2 separate regions of the Homo sapiens genome follow, and region 2 is linked to region 1. A link is a loop called in an ENCODE intact Hi-C map of the cell type or tissue named here. Cell type or tissue: OCI-LY7. All regions are shown on one strand.

Region 1 (2,500 bases):
ATGTCTCATCTATATAGATGATTTATAATTAACTCCAGTGAAATTCTAGAATGCCCATGCCTTTTCTCCAGGGGTATTATTTGTTTTCTTATTTTGTTTACTGAAATAAGTCAACTCCTGTGAGCGCAAAAGTACAGAGTATGCGTAGTCCTGAGTTGTATATCTCATAACGAAGGTGCGCTTCCTGTTTGATGCTATGTTTAGTGGTGTCTCTTCTCTTGGGTGGGCAGTGGGCCTGGGGGAGTCTCTCTAGAACTTCTGGTGCCCCCAGGAGCAGGCCTGAGTGTGGGAGGGGGGTAGGGCTGGGTCATTGCTTAGGAGTGAGGAGCAGGGAGTTCTGCTTCTGATATTTAGGAGGAAACTCCTGAGCATCAAGTCCTCTTGCAGAGGACAGCTAGAAACTCTGGACGGTAGTCAAAAAACAATGGCTTGAGGCCTCTGTAAGGTAAATGAAACTCGAAGAGACACTTCCTGTTTTTTATTGCCTGTCCCTGAGAGCAACAACAGTTTTGTGTGGCACAACCAAAGCTTTGATAGAAAGCCTACCTTCTTTGTGGTTGGCCAAGCCATGGGGAAGAGCCCAGAGCAACCAGGCTTTCTAAGGAATGAAGGGAAAATCCCAGAAGGCAAAAAGCCACAGAAAAGAACTCAGATAATGTGTATGACCCTTCCCAAGTCTCTGGCTGATGCCTGGAGTGAAGTGAAATCAGTCTGAACATAGAGCAGAGCTTTGCCCACTGCAGACAAGAACTAGAGTGTGGCTTGAACCTAAACACAGAAATCACCTGCCAGAACAAAAGCTCTTCCTGTTCTGATCCAAGCTAGAGTTAGCAATTAGCTGCCAATGTAGTCACTCTAGATGCAGACTGGACACTGGGTGCTGCAGGTCAATGTGACTAACCAGGTGCCTTCCCACCTTCTGCTATCACTTCTGTTCAGATTCCTCTGGGCTGGAATTTTTCATCTGACATGAAACCACCTCTTACTACCTTACATCAACACCGAGATATTGCTCTCCTGAAATCTTCATTCACATTTTCCGCCGAACTCCATTTGTGTGTGACTGAAAGAGTCTACACCAGTTCACACAAGGACAGCACACTCTAGAGTTGTATAGTGTGGCCCCGCCAGCATTAAGCAGGAAACTAGGGTGTGGCCTGTTCAGGGAAGGGGGTTACTTCTCTACTGAGACATGTGGTTACATATTTAACCGCATCCTGCCAGAGCTGCCAGAAAGGTGGGTAGGACCACTTTCCATCTCCTGTTCACCTCATCCTCCAGAGGGTTCATCCACAGTTGCCTGAGTCTGGGTGGGGAGGAGGATGCAGGACCTCAGCCTTGAGATCTCAGGACCTCGAGTCTTGGCCATATAATGATGTAGCCACCACTTCTGGCTCTCTCTCTGGTGTCTGTGTTCACTCCTCTGAGTCTCACAGAATGGGATTGTGCCCATGGCTGGTGCACTCTGCATGCCAGTGGACATGTCTGCTCTTAGATGGTTTTGTAACATCTGTGTCAGTACATGTGGCCCAGAGTGCTGTACAGGAGCTGGCTGGTGCTTTTTGTTTTGTGCTTATTCAGGAAATACAAGAAATAACTCCTGGGTTCCTGCATTGTGCCATTGTCTGAATGATAAATGGTAAATCCCAGCCCCACTTCCTCATGCTCCCCAGTGGGGAAGGACCCAATTTCCAATTCCAAATTCTTACAAGCACAGCTCAAGAATACCATTATTGTCATCACAGCTGAGCCTGGAATCCAGGCTCTGAGATAAATGCGAGCCCCTCACTTCCATAGCTCCACATTCAATGGGCTGAACATCCTCTAGAATTATTCATGAGAGAGGGTGTAATAGGCCATAGATGGTATGTGTTGGGAGTGCAGAGGGGTCTCCAATTCTCTCTGGAAAGGAGGGTGTCACCTACTAGACTGAGTCCACTGGCCATTCTCAACTGGCTAGTAGCTGCATAAGTGGATCTGTCAGGGAACTTACCCTTTATTCCCCTATACATCAAGAAAATGGATCAGTAGCAGATGAGATGGATGAGTTTTCTTTTTTTTATTATTATTATACTTTAAGTTCTAGGGTACATGTGCACAATGTGCAGGTTTGTTACGTATGTATACATGTGCCAGGTTGGTGTGCTGCACCCATTAACTCGTCATTTACATTAGGTATATCTCGTAATGCTATCCCTCCCCACTCCCCCCACCCCATGATAGGCCCCGCCCAGTGTGTGATGTTCCCCACCCTGTGTCCAAATGTTCCCATTGTTCAATTCCCACCTATGAGTGAGAACATGTGGTGTTTGGTTTTCTGTCCTTGCGATAGTTTGCTCAGAATGATGGTTTCCAGCTTCAGCTATGTCCCTACAAAGGACATGAACTCATCCTTTTTTATGGCTGCATAGTATTCCATGGTGTATATGTGCCATATTTTCTTAATCCAGTCTATCATTGTTGGACATTTGGGTTGGTTCCAAGTCTTTGCTATTGTGAA
Region 2 (2,500 bases), 110 kb before region 1:
TTAGTTTTACAAGATAAAAGAGTCCTGGAGATGGATGGTGGTGATGGTTGCACAACATTGTGAATGTATTTTAATACCATTGAGCTATGCACCTAAAAATGGTTGAGATGATAAATTTTATGTCATGTGTATTTTACCCAGGTAAAAAATTGGAAAATTGGAAAAAAGAAAATTAAAAGCACATCATCTGTCACATTTAAAATAAAACGATTCTTTTAAAAAACCTGAAAAATTTCATTTAAATACAATATGAAGAAAGGCAAATCTGGAAGGGACTGGAGTCTACTCCTTTCGGTAGCTTGGCAGAGAGATGTCAAAAGGTCAGAGTTACCTCAACAGAACTGACCATCTGACACTGACTCCAGAGGTTTCCCCTCTCTAACAAAGTCACTTCTCTGACCAGGGAGTGTTCATAATTGTATAGTTGCATAGACATTCCCTGTCTCCCTAATCCTATAACGTGTAGAGCATTGTGAGAGTGGGCATCTCACTACTGGGCTGCTGGCCACGGGGTGTGCAGAGTACGTATGTCTGCCCTAAATATGGGATAATAAGAATTTGGAGAATTGTATTGGAAATTTCCCTCCAATAACCTTTAGTTTGTATCTACACCACGTGGTGCCCATAATGTCTATGACCCCTTTTCATAACACAATAATGAATTCATAAACTATCCTTTGTCAGATCATTATTCAAATTTTGGGTTACAGAAAGTATGGTTTCTTTCATTTTTTTTTCATTAAAAAAAAATTAATAGCTAATTTGTGCCAGGACATTACCATCTAGCCTAGAAGAGACACATTATGTAAGTAATTACAATAGAGTATTTGGAACCTTCCAAAAGAGCCAGTGCTGGGTGCTGTAGAAATTATGGGACCAGCTTGGCTAATTTAGGGGTCAGAGTATGTATTCCTGAGATAGACATAAGTCAACACGACTGATGAAAAGGAGATAACTAAACATTTATGGGGAGTAGTGTAGGTTCAGAATATAGCATCCAAAGAGAATAGCACATGCCAAGGATCAAAGGGGAGAGAAATGAAATGGGAAGAAATGAAAGTTCAGAGTGGTTGACTGGAGTTTTGAGTGGAAAGAGATATATTAATAGTTGGAGGGTAAGGCATGAGTTAGACTGGATAGAACTTTAACAATCACATTAAGGACAGTGAACATTACCCTAAGGGCAATAGGAGGCCATGGACAAGATTTAAGCATGGAAATAAACTAATTAGATTTTAATGTAGAAAAGAAGAGGGTGAACCAATAGACCTTGTCAATATGCTAATAGAGTTCAGTTAGTCACGGATGACTAAGGTTTTTGCTTGGCACCTGGGTAGATTAAGTTCCTCATTTCAAGTTAAACTACAACAGGCTCCCAAGGGCCTGTGAAACCCTACATAATCTGATTCTTGTTTACTTTTTCACTTCCTACCACCTTCTTTCTTCATCATCACCAACAACACTGGTCTTTCCTCTCTGCCTCAGGTTCTTTGCACTTTTGAGTCCCTCTGCCTGGACCATCCAATCCAAAGTGACTCCCACCCCAACCTGCAAGTCACTATTGTAATCCTATCCATTATTTTCTTTCATCCTGTCATCAGTACTTGAAATTATCTTGTTTATGTGCTTTCTAGTTTATATTCTTTCCTTCCCCCAGCCAGGATGTAACCTCCATGAGCTTTCCCCTTTGTTTTTTGCTTACTTTCTTACTTTCTCTCTTTAAAAAAAAAATCTGTCTTCAGCTTTCAGAATGGGTATATACAGTTAGTGCTCACTGCATATTTGTTGGAATAAATGTCTGAATGGTACTTAGAAGACTAGGTTTTTGGTAAAGAAGGTGAAGTTAATTTCAGGCATATTGAGACTGTAGTGTCAATGGGAGACTTGCAAACAAAGACGCCCAGTGTGCAGCTGGCTATGTGTTTCTTGAAGACAAACCTGAGTTGAAGACGTAGAGTTGGGAGCCATCAGTATAAAGGTGGTAATTGAAGTTGTGAGAGTGATTGACAAAGCTCAGAAGTGTGAGTTGAATAATCTGACTAGTTTACAATGAACCAAGGAGGCCCATAGAGAATACACATAACATGGTGAGAGGGCATTGACTAATAAGTAGAATGGGGGAGAAAGCAGCTTGTCTCTCCTTCCTGCCCAGGAAGGTCACTTACTTTTCTTAGAATGGAATCATTTCTGTTAAGTGTCTTAAAAGGACACCAGCCCTGTGATTTTGGACACTGGGATCATACTAATGATAAACTAAGTCAGGGAAGAGGAGCTTTAAGCCACTGGCTTAGGCTGCCATCTATTGCTCTGTTTCCTTTTACAGCTAGAGTTGTCTACATATGTTATCACCTCCCATTCATTATCCTTCCCACACAACTGGCTCCTGCCTCCATCACCAAAATTTTTCTTAAATTTTCCAGTGATTCTTTGTGACCAAACTCAAGGCCCTCTTCTCTGAATTTATCTTAGTCTCTCAGTATAGTCAACCATTCCCTCTTGG

Evidence for each region. A loop is a pair of places that touch in the nucleus more often than their neighbours do. Peaks named below come from ENCODE experiments on the same cell type or tissue, not always from the same donor. Only the 100,000 strongest peaks of a DNase experiment are listed, where the experiment ranks them.
Region 2: it touches region 1 in a loop (2.4-fold over the local background); 13 of 110 quality-filtered maps call a loop at or near these places.

Annotation. Positions count from the first base shown.
Region 1 is chr2:230,318,197-230,320,696 of GRCh38, forward strand. No RefSeq gene overlaps it. Among named protein-coding and RNA genes, the nearest start is that of SP140L, 7.7 kb to the right of the region's middle. RefSeq lists a silencer at 101-150 and an enhancer at 1,281-1,430. In OCI-LY7, no CTCF peak of the experiment used is centred here; DNase peaks (open chromatin) are centred at 455, 745 and 1,175; H3K4me3 peaks cover 1,453 bases; H3K27ac peaks cover 2,043 bases.
Region 2 is chr2:230,203,878-230,206,377 of GRCh38, forward strand. The region is part of intron 8 of SP110 (SP110 nuclear body protein); the gene reads right to left. It also overlaps a transcript of SP140 not described here. Among named protein-coding and RNA genes, the nearest start is that of SP110, 15 kb to the right of the region's middle. In OCI-LY7, no CTCF peak of the experiment used is centred here; a DNase peak (open chromatin) is centred at 1,354; H3K4me3 peaks cover 2,000 bases; H3K27ac peaks cover 1,229 bases.